Linked DNA regions of Homo sapiens: regions 1 and 3 are each linked to region 2. Evidence: chromatin loops called from intact Hi-C (ENCODE). Cell type or tissue: IMR-90. All regions are shown on one strand. Links, peaks and the distances in the headings refer to the core of each region. The heading gives the core; the rest is flanking DNA. Region 1 overlaps GRIA1 (glutamate ionotropic receptor AMPA type subunit 1). Region 2 overlaps GRIA1 (glutamate ionotropic receptor AMPA type subunit 1). Region 3 overlaps LOC107986464 (a long non-coding RNA gene).

The links. Hi-C counts contacts between places; a loop is a spot of excess contacts. Peaks named below come from ENCODE experiments on the same cell type or tissue, not always from the same donor. Only the 100,000 strongest peaks of a DNase experiment are listed, where the experiment ranks them.
Region 1: it touches region 2 in a loop (2.8-fold over the local background); 3 of 110 quality-filtered maps call a loop at or near these places.
Region 3: it touches region 2 in a loop (4-fold over the local background); 4 of 110 quality-filtered maps call a loop at or near these places.

What each region holds. Positions count from the first base shown.
Region 1 is chr5:153,513,424-153,518,423 of GRCh38, forward strand. The region is part of intron 2 of GRIA1 (glutamate ionotropic receptor AMPA type subunit 1); the gene reads left to right. Among named protein-coding and RNA genes, the nearest start is that of GRIA1, 25 kb to the left of the region's middle. In IMR-90, for the core only: no CTCF peak of the experiment used is centred there; a DNase peak (open chromatin) is centred at 1,988.
Region 2 is chr5:153,626,383-153,631,382 of GRCh38, forward strand. All of the region lies in intron 2 of GRIA1 (glutamate ionotropic receptor AMPA type subunit 1), which reads left to right. Among named protein-coding and RNA genes, the nearest start is that of GRIA1, 140 kb to the left of the region's middle. In IMR-90, for the core only: a CTCF peak has its summit at 2,923 (motif pointing left); a DNase peak (open chromatin) is centred at 2,799; H3K27ac peaks cover 1,571 bases.
Region 3 is chr5:153,954,299-153,960,434 of GRCh38, forward strand. It overlaps LOC107986464 (a long non-coding RNA gene), which reads right to left. Exons shown (of 3, transcript XR_001742937.1): 2 at 54-170. Among named protein-coding and RNA genes, the nearest start is that of LINC01861, 58 kb to the left of the region's middle. RefSeq lists enhancers at 4,446-5,053, 5,054-5,660, 5,661-6,136. In IMR-90, for the core only: no CTCF peak of the experiment used is centred there; no DNase peak of the experiment used is centred there; H3K27ac peaks cover 696 bases.

The sequences.
Region 1 (5,000 bases), core at 1-5,000, 110 kb before region 2:
AACACAAGCAGAACAGTGGAGGAGATGCACGGGGTATTTGGTGTTTCTCAGGAAAAAGGCTTGATTTTTTGACACCCTCTATCTTGGTCTCTTAATTTGTCCTGAGTCAGTGAGCCACAGTGAAGTCCAGAGAAAAAAATGGAAATAGGAGAATCGGGCTTAAACCTCAGTTTTGTCGCTGATTAACCTGTGATCTTGGGCAACCCACTGATCTGTTCTTTGTTTCAGTTTCCCTCCATGACCCTGAGTACTTTAATAGCCTCTATTCTCCCATGTATCTCTGTTGAACAGATCATAAAGAGTAGTGATTATGAATCCAGACTTTACTGTTACTGTCAAATATCACATTAATTTCCTCAGCCACTTTACACCTGTGCAACCTGAGGCAAAATTTTGTAATATCTCTATGTTTCAGTTTTTATAGCTGTCAAATGGGGTTAATAACAATCCCTATCACAAGCAGTCTTTACAGGCATGGAATGAAAAATTGCTTGTGAAATGCTGAGTGTAAGGCCTATTATATTCAGTAACTATTACCTCTATTTTGGTTCAACACCATTTTGCAGTCTCCCCCAAACACCCTGCTGCAACACACCTCTAAGCCTTGGCTATGCTGGCCTAAAAAACTTCTAGACACCCTTGATGACCCAAATGAAAATCTTCTGAACCCAAGGAATGCTTTCCTGGCTGTGTAGGTGGCAAGCATCACACTCTCAAGGGAGTAAAACTGTGCCTTTCTGCAACCATTATTGCCCATAACCCATCATGTTGTGATGCGTTTTTTACAAGATTGTCTTTTGTTGTCTATGCTTTTGGGGTTATATGCAAGAAATCATTATCCAGACCAATGTCACATGGTTTTTCCCCTATGTTTTTCTCCAGTCGTTTTACAATTTCAGGACTTACATTTAAGTATTTAATTCATTTTGAGTTGATTCTTGTGTAAGGGATGAGAAAACGGTCCAATTCAATTCTTCTGCATGTGAATAGCCAGCTTTTCCGGCACCATTTATTGAAGAGACTATCCTTTTCCCCTTGTGTGCTCTTGGCACCTTTGTAGAAAATCAGTTGATCATAGACTTGTAGGTTTATTTCTCAGCTGTCTATCCTATTCCATTGGTCTACATATCTGCTTTTATGCTAGTACCATGCTGTTTTGATTAGTATAGCTTTGCAATATATTTTGAAATCAGATCATGTGATGCCTGCAGCTTTGTTTTTGCTTAAAATTGCTTTGGCTGTTTGGGATTTTTTTGTAGTTCCATACAAATTTTGGGATTTTTTTCTATTTCTGTGAAGAATGATGTTGGAATTTTGACAGAGATTGCATTTAACAAGAAAATTAATAACCCTATTAAAAATGGGCAAAAGACTTGAATGGACATTCCTCAAAAGAAAGCATACAATAATGGACAACAGATATATAAAAAAATGTTCCACATCATTAATCATCAGGAAAATGCAAATTAAAACCACAGCATAATATCACCTCAGACCTCTTAGAATGGTATTATCAAAAAGATGAAAAAAAGCAAATGCTGGTAAGGATGTGAAAAGAAAAGGAAACCCTTGTATACTGTTGGAAATCATGTAAATTATTGCCCTCAGTTTACAAAACAATATGAAGGTTTCTCAAAAAATTAAAAGCAGAATTATCATGATTCAACCAATTGAATCATGGTAAACATCTAAAGTTCTGGGTATATATCTAAAGAAATTGAAATAAATATGTCAAAGAAATATCTGCACTCTCATGTTCATTGCAGCATTATTTACAATAGTTAAGATATGGAAACAACCTAAATGCCCATCAACAGATGCTAGGATAAAAAAATGTGGTATTGCTACATAATGAAATACTACTGAGACTTTAAAAAAAGAAGAAAATTCTGTTATCTGTGACAACATGAATATAACTAGAGGACATCATGCTAAGTTAAATAATCCAACCACAGAATGACAAATATTGCATGATCTCATTCATATGTGAAATCTAAAAGCATCAAACTCGTAGAAGTAAAGAGTAGAATGGTGGTTGCAGAGGCTGGGGACTTGGGGCATATGTTGGTCAAAGGGCACAAGGTTTCAGTTAGACAGAAGGAATAAGTTCTGGTGAGATATTGCACAACAAAGTGACTGTAGTTAATAATATATTATGTATTTCAAAATTTCTAAAAGACTGGATTTTAAATGTTCTCACCACAAAGAAATGACAAGTATGTGAGGTTATGAATACGTTAATTAGCCTGATTTGTTCATGCCACAATGTATATGTCTATCAAAAGATCACACTGTAACACAGAAATAGATATTATTTGTCAATTAAAAACAAATTTTTTAAAAAGGCTATTTTTCTTGCTGAATCCCACATGTCTCTGGGGCTAGGGTAGATGTCTTTTTTAACCAGATTGTGTCCAGCTTAGTCCGGTGTTCAATAAGCATTAAGTGTCTGAAGGGTGGTCAATGGACAAACAGATGAAGGGTTGCATAGATGAATAGAAGTCTACCATATCTAGGCTGGGAGTGGTGGCTCACACCTGTAATCCCAGCACTTTGGGAGGCCAAGGTGGGCGGATCATGAGGTCAGGAGATTGAGACCATCCTGGCTAACACGGTGAAACCCTGTCTCTACTAAAAATACAAAAAATCAGCCTGACGTGGTGGCGGGCGCCTGTAATCCCAGCTGCTCAGAAGGCTAAGGCAGGAGAATCACTTGAACCTGGGAGGCAGAGATTTCAGTGAGCCAAGATCACACCACTGCACTCCAGCCTGGGCAACCGAGTGAGACTCTGTCTCAAAAAAATAAAAATAAGAAATCTACCATATCTACTTCTCAGGCATAAATATGATAACTATTTCCTTTAATTTCCCATTGGATAAATAACTGTTTATAAACATCTAGTTGCCAGACCCATGCTTGGAGTCTCAGGGCTAAAAGAAATGCTCCCCATTTGCTCTATGTGCTAGTCACATCAATCCCACTTGATCCCCACAGCACCCTTTGGGGGAAAGAGAGTAGTTGATAATCTGATTTTACCAATGAACAAAGGCTCAGAAAAGACTAGTTGATCCTAAAAACACCACACAGCATTCTAATGTTGTAAAAATACCTGGATTTGAGTCCCCTGTACACTGATGCCTTGTGGTGTGGCATTGGCTCAGATGCTTCCCTCCTCTGGGATGTGGACTGGCCTCTGAGGTCTCTTTAACCTCTGGAATCATGTGAGCTGGAGCACCTGTTGGCTGGGGAGACAAAAGGCTGCTGCGTCCAGATCTCCCTTCACGAGGAAGAAATGTGTCTGCACTTTTCATATCAAAGCACTTGGGCAGCATGGGGGCGTATTGTGATGAGGCTGATGGATCCTCCCTGAACTGGTGCCTCAGCGTTCCCATGCCAACTGAGGGAAGGAAAAGAAAAAAAGGAAAAACAAAAATCAAACACGAAAACTGAGCTTGATCTAGAGCTGAAGAAAAATATTCTACTGATGGCAACATTCATGGCCGTATTATGAAGAAAAACAAATTCATAAAAACCTCAGCTTGGCCTTAATGGTTGGATCTTAAGATGAGTGACAAATGACGAAATATTGGGTATGAGAGAGAGGCAGGAGGTGGGAGGAGAGCAGGCCCTGCAATCAGAATCACTTATTTGTAACATCCATTCACGAATACATTGCCCTCAGCCACGCAGGAAACCCACACAGGCCTAGAGGATGCTCTCTGCTTTTTTCGTGGTCCTGCCATTCCCACCAGTACCCAGAGGCCCGAACCAGCGAGGAGAAAACATTCACTCTTTCTCTGAATATTCAATTGAACTTGTTTTCAGTTTCCTGACAGCATCCAGATCCCCAGAGTGCCTGCATGGCTTTATTTTTTCATCCACCGCCTGCTGACTGGTCCCTCTCTTAATACCCCTCCTCCCCCAGGGCTTGCTTCTTCCTGTTTTGTGGGGAGCAGAACATTTGAGCTTCCAGGGGTAGTAACCACTAGTGCTGGTAAGCACAGCTTTGGAAATCAGGGGAGGGACCCTCAAAGAACCATGGAAAGTCCCCTGGGCCCTCAGAAAGGGAGGGATCAAATTAAGTAAGGGAAACAGACATGAGATATGGGCAGATGGGAAGCTAAGTAGCTGTGGCAGCTCCTTATAAAGAGATCACAGCTGGAGATGCGTTCACTAATCCCACAGAATAATCCTCTGTTTCTCTTTCCTGAACCCCCACATCTAGTTCATCAGCAAGTCTGTCAGTGCTAGTTACAAAATATATTTTGAATCCACACACTTTTTTCAAAAAAAATCTCTACCATAACCCCGTATCCCTCACACTGTGATCTTTTTCCCATATCACTACATTAACCTCCTAACCTGTCTTCTTGCCTCCTTCCAGACAATGTTCCACCTGGAGGCTAAAGTGACTTTTTAAACGTATTGAGCTGAACATTCCATTCCTCTGCTTAAGTAAATGTAGACTCCCTTCCTTGGCCTACAAGGCCCTCCATGAACCTGTCCCTCCCTAACCTTACCTCTTGCCCCTCTCTCATGTAACTGGATTTCAGCCTTCCAGGCCTTCCTTCAGTTCCTTAAACAGGCCAAGCTGCCAGGGCCTTTGCACTGGCTGTTCCCTTTGCCTGGGATGCCGTTAAATCTCATCATGGCTGGCTCTAGTTCACTATTCAGGTCCCAATTCCCACGTTACTTTCTCAGAGAGTGTTCCCTGAACACTTAATCTAAAGTAAATTTCTAATTGCCCTCTCTTCCAGCACTTCAACATCCTTCAAAGCATTTTTTTTAAATAGCCCACAGGTGCTACTAAACTTTGAAGCTTTTTTTTTATAATTAGTACCCATTTTGCCTACTTACTTGTATTATCTGATGTCTTTTTTTACCTGCTCAGTGTAAGCGCCACAAGAAAAGGATCTGCTTCTTGTTCCTTGTATCCTGTGTCTAGTCTGGGGTTAGCACAGACTAAGTGCTTAGTAGACATTTATCAAGTAACCACATA
Region 2 (5,000 bases), core at 1-5,000:
AGGCCTTGACTCTGCTCTCTCTATGTGGAGAATGACAAATCTAGTCTCTGTGTGTGTGTGTCTGTGTGTGTGTGTGTGTGTGTGTGTGTGTGTGTGTGTGTGTGTATGTGTTGTGCTGTTGAAGCTGAATGCCAGCACAATTCTCATCAGCATTTGAGTTCATTGGCAGCATTTGAAAGAAAGTATAGACCCTTAGCTCTCAGTGCTAATATAGACATTGGCACATTAGTTTCAGCTGAATTAACTCATGTAGGACTGACGCTAAGGGACAGTTAGAGTGGAGTGGAAACTTCTCTGCATACAGAAATAACATCTCAGCACTGTCTGTGTAGCAAGATGTATTATCATCATCTTATTGGTACTGGACAAAGCAGGATCTTCAGATGGTGCCCAGCGACTATAGGGACTAATGGGAAAGCAGAAGGGATGCAGCGTGGTTAAATCCAAAAAAAGAGCAGCAGCTCAAGAGACAGTAGGAAATACGATGGACAAGGGTCAGGAGACCAGGATTTGAGCCCCAGCTTAGGTGATTGGTCCTGGAAATGTCATTTCTATAAATTAGCACAACTGATAAAGATGCTCTCTAAAGCACCTTCGGTTCTGATAGCCTAAAAATGCATGAGTTATTTTTAAGCAGAAACTTAACTACAGCTATTCTTAGTCTCTCAACTAGAAGCTACATGTGATTCTGCATTTCTTATTAACTGAGAGGTACAATTTTCCACTGCATGTTGCTCTTATCTTTCTTAGTGGCCAGATAATGTTATTTATAAAACAATAACAATATAGCCTCAGATAACTGCAGCAACAGAAACAATAGTAGTCATTTACAGGGCCAGGAACTGTGCAAAAACACGTTTTACATGCATTTGATTCTCAGAGCAGCACCATTGGGTGGGTACTATTATTTCCATAATACAGATGAGCAAGCAAAGGTTTCAGAGTTACTAATTAACTTGCCCAAGGGACGAAGCACCGTTTTGAATCTGGCTTGTCCACCATCAAACCCTTTATCCTTAACCACTCAGGTGTCTAGCCCAGAGTAGACACAGGCACGTGAGCCCAAGTGTTCCAGGTGGCCTTTCAGCCCCAGAAATCTCCCCTCACTTGAAAAATAATCTAGAACAATTTTTTTCAGAGGAATCAGTCTTTCTTCCCCAGTCAGAATGAAGTCACTAACTCCAGAGTAAAAGAATGGGGCAAGCGATGCTCTCTGTAAAGTGAATTCTAATGAGGTAAAAGTGGGCAGGTCTCTACTGGAGGAGAGAGGACAGCAGCGAGGAGAGTGGCATGGGAAGTGGAGAGAGCTGCATATGCCCCCACCTCCCCAGTTCTCTGAGAGATATTCCACACAGGAATTCCTGACCCTTGCCCAGCAATTGTTCAATGACTCTGACCATGGAAAGCATACGAGAAAAAGTACGCCAGAAAAGTTGTATCATGGTCGGTAGACCAGAGACAACAGAGAAACTGGCTGCAAGTCTCAGCATCACTCAGAAAGCCTTTGTTCCCAAGGCACTATTAAGTATCAGGCAGACAGAGATTCCTGAGACACAGCTCCTGTCCTCACAGGAAGGACTCACTGGATAAGATGGGAGGCAAACCCAGGCAGGCTAGCATTGATGCAAGATGCTGAGTGCCATAACAAACGTCTAAGCAGCTTGCTTTAGGTGTAGTGTGAAGGGAGGATCAGACATAGTTAATTCTAACACGAGGTAGGAAGTGTTAAGTGTGCTAATAGCAATACAAGCCAAGAACTATGAGAGCCCAGCGAAGGATGGATTAATTCTGACTGGGACTCTCACAGAAGAGGTGGTGTCTAAGTGGGACCTTGAAGGATTGGAATGAGAGATAGAGCAGTGATGAGATTCTGCTCATCACAGGGGAGTTGGTGTAAAGAGGAAAGTCTATTTGCCTGTGCTTGCTTTTCCGAAGGCAGGACGGCTACAAGCATGGAGCTGAAGTTCAGACTGACCTGGCTTTGATTTCTGTGTCTGTCATTTCTGTGTGCCCTTGAACTTTCATATTTTCCTCTGTAAATGGAGATTCTAGTACCTTCTTCATGGCATTGTGATTGGGAACAATTACATTACAACATGTTTAGTAATGCAAGTGTTTAAGTACATGTTCAATAAATGATAGTTTTTATTGTCTGTGCTATGACTATTTCAGTGAACATTATCTCAGTCTTCTGGGTAGCATCTGAGGCTAATTGGCCACTGTTAGGCAATTTTAAAAGTTAACGAAATGCACCTACAACTTCATCTGCATTTGTCCTCTCTTCAGATCCTTGTATATGAGCATCTTTGCCTATTCTTGGATCATAGTCTTGCTTTTTTGTTTTTGATTTGTTTGTGGGTTTTTTTTCTATACAATAGAGCAAATTATTGATTCCTTTTTATAATTTCCTCTTCCTGTTCTAAAGTCCTACCTTGGATGGTCCACTCTTTGTTGTGTGTTCAGATCCAGTAGTGAGTGCAGAAGGACAGTTACCATAGTCAGCCTCTCAGTTAGAATTCTGTCGTGTCTACAGACCAGCTTTGTTCCTCTCCTAGTCACCACTATGCTGCTGAGAATCATCATAGAATATGGGAACTGCAGGCAACTGCAGCCAAATCTTTTGTTTTACCAATGAGAACCTCCAGCCCAGGGACAGGAAGAAAATTGTCAAGTTTGTACAGAGAGACAGGCAGGGGTGGGCCTGTGTACTAGTCCTCAAGTGTGCTGACTCACAGGCCAGTGCCCTGGATGGTTTGCATGCCCTTTCTGCTTTTCTTCCGCAGACTTAGGCTGTGAGGAGGGCAAAAATGCCTTTCCTCCTCCTCATTTCCTCTTCCCTCCCCCTTCCTCCCTGCTTTGGGTAAAGCTGAAACATGCAGCTCGTGCTTCCACAAGGCATCCTCAGCATGCTTTTCACAGCACCCTCTGCTGACTCCGGGGCCTTCACAGCTTGCAGCCCAGTTGACAGCCAGTGAAGTGAGAAGATTGGAAACACTTTAAACTGTCTCAGCATTGAAGAAAGTGAGAAGAAGGCAGGTGGGAAACGTCTGTGATGAGCGACATTGTAGAGAGTTAACAAAAACTGGGAGACTTTCAGGGTTTCCTTCTCCTGCTCCCCTGAAACCAAGGATTATAAATACTTTCAATCTTACAGGACAACTCTAGCTGTGCAGTGGTGACTAGGTTGAAGAGGATTTGGAAGCGGTACTTGGGCTCCGTGTACACACACTTGGGAACACATGCACACACGCATTTATGCATTTGCACTATGTAGTAGGCATTTCTGCCTTGGACTTTTAAAAACATGCTTGCCCTTTAGGATCCTCATCTTGGAAATCTGCCCTCTTCTCCCTCTTTAAGGGATTGCCCTTCCCTCTGAATGTGCAGAACATGCTGTTCTTCTACTGCAGAATTTATTTCATTTTCTCATGCAATTTTTATTAGTGGCTCATAAGTGTGTCTTTCATCGCATTGGAATGACCCTCTTAGAGGCAAGGGTCTTGACTGTTGTTTTCCCCATACTATACCACATACACTATGTTGAATTGATAAATTTACTTATTCAGTGAATGTTTTGGTATTATAATAGACATGTTGCAAGGTAGTTTAGCAAAGTGATAAGGACTCATGTGGAATCAGACATACAGGGGTTTGAATTGTAGCTCCACTATTATCAGTTCTGTGACCCCTGCCTACCTATGTTTTAGTCCCTCTTTTGTTAAATGGCAATAATAATAAAGTACACCCTCTTAAGCTGTTACAGAGATTAAAAGAATTGATGAAAGTAAAATGTGTAGTCTATTTTCTAGCATTAAAGTGCTCAGTATATGCAAGCACCTATTAGTAATTAATGTTAGAAATAATAATGATAATTATCATCATCATCATCATCATCATCATTTGTTGCCACTGTGGCTGTGCCAGGTTCTCCAGATCCTCAATGATCCCCTTTCTTTTCTTAGATATGTGAGGGAGATAAGCAAAGGAATATATTGAAGAGAAAAAGCCCAATGTTTATTACTGCGTGGCTGTTGCTATGCTGTGGGCTTCTATGAGCTGGAGGACCCAAGAAAGCTACTTTCCCTGTGGCCCTCACCTATTCTTGGCTGTCTGGATCTCAGCACTATGGGGATCAGAAGAGGCCACCCCAAAACAATAGGAAATAAAAAGGAATTTTTGCCCAATGCTTTGAACAAGGCAGGTCCAAGCTTCCCACCTCAGATCTTCAGAGTGAAGTCCCCTCCCTCCCATGCTCAAAGCAGCTCTAGACCTGCACAGCACCCTCAAAGAAGCAAATCCAGCAGAGATTTTATGGCTTTAGCACCATCTGGCCTTATCTCCTTAGCTGTCTTGAAGGAGACAATAGAGGGTGGAGGAGAAGTAATCATCCTAAAACCAACAGGTGGCCCCAGTTGTAGGCTATGTAGCAGCATGGCTGTGGTGGTGGTGGTTGCTTGGTGTATGTGTGGAAGTGCAAGGGAAGTCTATAATGCAGTGTTCTGAGTGTGTGCAGAACCTATGGAGGAAATCAGAACTTGAGATAGAGAAACAAGTCCTGTTAATGGTAACGCCATTTGGATCTGGAAATAACTGTGTTTGCATAGTCCATGTCTGTTCTCTTACAGATGAGGAAACAAAAGCTCTTCATTTAAGGAGAGAAATAGTCCACTCTCTTGTTTACTCTTTTACTTGACATTGATTGAACCTCTCAATGGCAAAGACTGTGTTGTGCATTAGATAGATATGCTGAGAAATGAGAAAGAGGCTGTGCCCTCAAAAATTTGTCCTAAAAGGGGAACATCTAGATAATCAATGAGCTAATAAATGATTAGATACAGTGTTGTCCCTTCAACCATCTCTTTGGATTCACCACATTCTCCACACTCTCTCTAAAGACTCCCACTCATGCCCCTGGTGAGTCAAAAGCTCCTGGCCAGTAGCCTCTTCTCTGATCAACTCATATATTTCTGCTCATATCACCTTTGCTGGTGGCATACCAG
Region 3 (6,136 bases), core at 503-5,502, 330 kb after region 2:
TATCTGTGTTTGCAAACAGAACCAGGGCTAAGATGGCAGAATGATGAACTCACTGTGTATTGATGTTTTGCCCTTCATGCTATGGAGAGGCTGCAGGTGCATCCCTCTCCCTGAACATCACCGTAGAGGTCCTTGCAGCATGCTCCCTTTCCTCAGGGGCTCAGGTGTTTCTGGACAAATCGAAAGAGCAGCAAGACCATCAGAAGAGCAACTCCCCACTGGGCTGCTGTTTTGGAAAAACCTAACCTCACTGAGGGGCTGCCTTAGTCTTCTCAGGCTGCCACGATAAAATACCACAGACTAGGTGCCTTAAACAACAGAAATTCATTTTCTCACTTCTGGAGGCTAGAAGTTCAAGATCAACGTGCCACCGGGGCTTGTTTCTGGTAAGGCCTCTCTTCCTGGCTTGTAGAGAGCCTTCTTCTCACTGTGTCCTCACATGAACTTTCCTCTGTGCATGGGTGAGAGAGACCTTTGGTACTTTTCCTATTCTACAAAGACACTGATCCTATTAGATTAGGGTCTCACCATAACCTCATTTACCCTTAATGATCTCCTTAAATGCCCTATCTTCAAATACAGTCACCTTGGGGGATTAGGGCTTCAATGTAGGAATGTGGAGGAGACAAAATTCAGTCCATAAAACAGGGAGATTCCTCTGGATTGCTACAGAGAGGGAAGGAGAGATGTGAGTTTGGGAGTTTAAGAAGCAGAAAGAGTCAGAGGAAGAAGCAAAAGAAATGTCTTCAAGGGCTAAGTGGATGAATGACTGTAGTCTGTGGGTATATCCTGCTCCTTGCAGAGCCCTAGGAAGTGCTAGGACATCAAAGGGGAGGTTGTGGCACATCTGGAGAGGCTGTGCCCTGACACCATGCATGACTCCATGGGCCAGCTTGGCACAGAAGGCACAAAGCCACCTGCAACGAGGTCACATAGATTTGGGCAAGGAATGACTTGTGTGGACACAAAGTCCAGGCTGCCCACCAAGTGCACAAGACCTCAGGACATTTTCCCATGCTATGGAATAAGAAAGAGCCCAGGAATGACAGAAATTTATTTTCCCACCATCCATAACGATGAAATCTTGCAGCAGATTAAGTTTGTTTTAGAGAAATAAAATAAACATGGCCCACACTTTGCATTTTGGAGGAAATTTTACAGCTGACATTCTGATGTCACTAGTTGTAAGCAGGATGGGTGGGAGGCCAGGCCTCTAAGATCCAGTCCAGATATTGGTAAAAAAGATTTGGCAGATTCCAAGCAAGGGAGGGCCAGCTAAAAGTTATTAGACAGGATTTGTATTGATAAGCAATGCAGTCCAACCTGACCCCTTCAGGACATCTAGGCCCCAATAATTCACCCTGTTTTGCCCCTCTTGTTGACTTGATGAGAGGTATATTAGTTTCTTGTGGTGGCTATAACAAAATATCACAAAGTTGATGGCTGAAAACAACAGAAATTTATTTTCTCACAGTTTTGGAGGCCAGAAGTCCAAGATCAAGGTATTAGCAGGCGTGCACTCCCGCCAGAGACTCTTGTAGGGGGCTCTGTTCTTTGCCTCTTCCAGATTCTGGTGGCTGCCAGCATTCCTTGGCTTAGGGCTGCATCCCTGTCTCTGTTTTCACAACACCTTCTCCTCTTCTGTGTGTCTGTCTCAAAATTTCCTCTGCCTCTCTTATAAGGACACTGTGATTGTATTTAGAGTCCATTCAGACAATCCAAGATAAGCTGCTTCTCTTGGGATCCTTAACTTAATCACAACTTTTGCAAAATAAGGTAACATTCACAGGTTCCAGTGAGTTGGCATGGATATCTTGGTGAGGGGCTGGTATTTTCAGTAGACCACAGGAGGGTCAAGGCCATGGGTAGCTTAGCCAGGTAGGGCTCATTCCACCACCAGACAAACCCACCACCACAGCCCCTAGTATGAGGCCTGCCACACAGTGGGCTCTTAATGTTTGTGAAATGAAGACTTTGTTGGATAAGGGCCAATATGATGAGAACTAGAGCTATCAGCTGGGCTTACCCTTGAGAGGACTTCACCCAGTAGAACCCAAATTTTTAGATTCTCTTTGACTAGATGAACTTACACACAAACACAAAGCAGAGAGTGGGGGTGGGATATGCATATTCAGGTATCCACATAAAACTTCCAGCTTTTTCAATTGCCAAGTGAGGAGAGTAAAAGAAAATGTCATTTATTTTAATAGTCATTTCATAAAAGAAAGAGCATTTTAGCACCAAAAGGAAGATCATTCCTTTAGAATAAAGGACAGTGTTTAAAATTAAATAAATCCAGCCTCATTAAAAATTCACTTTGCAGTTCTTTTTTTTTCTCAGCTTGCCACAAATGAAATTCCATCACAGACCTACACCAGTTTGCAAATGGGCATTTGAAAGCAGCTGCAGGGAAAAAATTTTGGAAGGGAAAAAGCCACTTCATTCTAGGAATAAGGAAGAGAGTATCTGTCGTTGGGAGAGTCTCCCCCTCCCCTAAATGCCCCAAAGGCCATCAGAACTCCAAGGCTTTATCCTATGACCCTTTCTCTGCCCATAACACAGCCACTGCAGCCTTCTGCCAGGACCCACTGAGAGTGAACACAAGGGAGCCTCTTGAGAGATGCCCGCTGTGGCATGAGACTTGCTGATAATAAACAACATGAACCCCTCCCTCTTGTCTCTGCCTTCCCGACTTCTCTCCCTCTGACCAACTCAATCTCTGCCCACTTCTGCCTCTTGCAAGACCTTTCCTCCTTTGGCACTGATACAAAGTCCGAGAGGCCTTTGCCACTTCAGTGCCTGTCACTCCCCATCCGCCAGCTTCACCAGATGGCCTGTGGTGTGTGTGGTCCTGTGCATATGCCCACATTCTTCAAGACCCTCTCGCCCAACCAGAAAGCTACCCCAGGGCTGTGCAAGCAGCATCACTTCCTAAGACCTAAAGTGTCTCTGTGCCTCATCTGTAGGGCCAGGTAAGGTGATCTCCACGTTTACTCCCCTATTGCTGGGGAAGCCAGCCAAGGAAGGATGCATGTTCTGCCTGGTGCAAAGTAACCATGGGAGCTTCCCCGCTGGATTCCACAAAGTTATCAGGACATGTTGCAAATAGAAGGCCACTCGTGCCCCAAAGCCAAGTCTGACAAAGTCCCTCATGCCTGATAAGAAGTTCTCTCCTATTCGTGAGAAGAACTTAGGACCTTGTAGATTGCTGATTGACTTGGTGTTTGCACAGCAGTCTGGAGGACAAAAAAGACCAAATGCCTTAAACACAAGCCAGAGCCTTTGACTCAGTGAGGTCAATTCTAAAAATTCTAAGAAAACATCAGAGATCCATCCACAATTTAGGTATCAGGATGTTCATTACAGTTATATATGTAGTTTTGGGAAAATGGGAAATAATTGACACATTGGAATCTCTTGCAGCTAATAAAGGTTGCCCAGTAAAAGATTTCTTAATGACATTTAAATATAGTCACTGTGTAATGTCACTATATAATAATAAGTTGAGATATTAGTTGGTGTTTATTTTTACTATGTAGAAGAATCAGGAAAAATGGGAGCTGTTGTATTTTGTTCTCTCTGAGTTTTCTTCTCTCCTATATGTGACTGTGCTCACTGGTCTCAGGGGAGATACGTATTGCAGGGAAACCTGCTCTCTGGGTTTTTGTTCCAAATTCTAAATTCACTGGGGCAATTTGCAGAGGATAGGGAGAAACTATTGATGGGGAGAGACTGAGGTGAGAGAAGAGAGGGCAGGAGAAAGATTTGCGGGACTATCCCCTTGCCTCTCTTACCACCCAATCCCCTCTGCGCCACAGCCTGATGACGGTCCTCAGGGGAATGGTGGCAGTGTGTCCCAGGGCATTCCACCCTAAGTCCCAGCCCCCTCTCCCCATCTTGGCAAAGATTCTCTTGGCAAGCCTGGCACAGAAACTGCAGCATGCCCAACTTCAAGGGACTTTGCACATATGGCAATGACTCCACATCATGACACACACCAAGGGGCCAAGACAAGACTTGCACTATTTCCAAGCCAGTTCTAGGGAAACTCAAAGGGTGAACATGGAGAGCCCACCAATGAGACAGAGTAGGTGCATACAATCAGAAAATATTTGGTATAAAGAACTAACCTGCCTCTTCTTACATGTGGCATAAAATTCATACCAAGGATAAAAGCTAAGTGCAAAAATAAGTGTGGTCAGTATCTTCCTCATCTTGTATTTTTTAAATGGATGTATATTTATATAGACATACACATACTGGCTAAGATGTATTGACTGTTTACGAGGTGCTGAGCAGAATCCACTCACTGCCCTAACTCTCTAGAGAGCCCCATGAGGGACAATGCCATTATCCTCATTTTGCAGATCAGGAAACTGCGGCACAAGGAAACCAAGTCATTCACTTAAGGCTGTGAAACCAACGAGTATCAGAAAGAGGTTTTGAACTCAGGTCTTCTGACTCTAGGGTACCCCTCACCTCCTACAGCCCCCACTGTCAGTGTCACCCCGCTGTGAGTGCCCCTCTGCTGATTAAACTCCCAGAAGTATAGACAGTAAAAGGTTCCTAGTATAACCTTGGTGGTGAAATTACAGGAAGTATTAATTTTTCTCTGTGTTCTTGTCTACATTTTCTATTAAATACATATGCATTATTTCCACAATTAGAGAAAAATCCATTGTATTTAAAACAGAACAGAAAGGCCTTTGTGTTCTCTGAGACTTCAAGATGCTCCCAAAGCTCAGTATGGCCCCACGTGGGGAGTTAGTCCTCCTGCAGCTCAGCCCCTGCCCGCTCAGGATTCTGCTCCCTTGCTGGGCTCCTGCCCTTTGTGTCCAGGCTGGCTCTTGGGCCAGCAGGACTGAGTCCAGTTGCCTCTTTGGGGCCTGGGAGAGGGAGCCACATAGAGAGCTTAGCTGAGCAGCCTTCTCTCTCTCTTTGGAGAGCCTAAAAGGGAATGCAAAAGGCAGCTCTTCACAGGCATTTGGTCTCCCCCATCACCACTCGCAACCCTAAATCTGCTCTCTCACGCTATGGGCAGGCTCCTGGGGGCTGTCAGTCTGCAGAACAGTCAGCTGTGCAGGAGCGTCCCTCTGAGACCCAAGGCTGAGGGGCAGCAGGCCCTGACCCTAATATCAAGTCCCAGCCAAGGAGACAGACCTCTGCATGGACTAGAACTGGGAAAAGAGCCTCAGACTCTGCTGAGTGAGGACAGTCTACTGAGAGCTCCCTCAAAAGGGGAGCACACAAATTTCCTAATGATCAGAAACATGTGTGGACATTCCTGAGAATCCAGATCAGCCTCTGTAGATTGTAGATTCTCTGGGCAGAAAAGCCTTGGGAAGCTTAGCCCCCCACCATCCCATTTACCCTGGAGAGCCCTCCCGTCTGTTGCACTGTCCAGAAGCCTCTTCCCTCTCCTGGCTGGGATATCTTTCTAACTTGTAATGAAAGTTGCTCTCTCCACTTCTCAATGTGTAGTCTGTCTTAAGCACTCCATTCCAGGAATTCCAAGAGCCCAGGGGACTCCATTCCAGGAATTCCTGCCTCGGGAGCTTTGCACTTGCTATACCCTCTGCCTGAAACACTCTTCATAGGATGAGCTGGGCATCCCTGTGTCAGCTTGAAGTCACTCCTCCAGAGCCTCCTGACTGCCCTGAGTTGACAGCCAGGTCCTGAGCACAGCATATCCCTGCCAAAGGCCACAAACTCAAAAGAAGGAAACTGGCCCAGTGTAGGTGGACAAATGGTCACTGGCACTGGACTCACGGGCTGGATGATGAAGGGGAGTAGTGGAGACTGTATCAAACCGGAAAGCAGGTGCCCCATCCAAAGAGGGAAGCCACTGCACAGCCTAGCTTGGATGCTGCCTTGTAGAAATATAAACTGTGTGGCTGAACCTTCAGTTCAGACAGGGAAGAGAAGTCAGAAACCTGGACCTCCATGAGAACTCTTTAGGTTGTTTATATCTGTTGAATACTTCCATGCATGCATGTATACCATAGGCACCTACAAAGACTGCTTCCCTGGGGTGAGCTCCGGCACCCCAGCCTGAGCTTCCCCTCACCCTGGCAGCTCCTGGTCCCTCACCCCACACCCATGGCCACGTCTTACTCCTCTCACACCTATCCTCAGC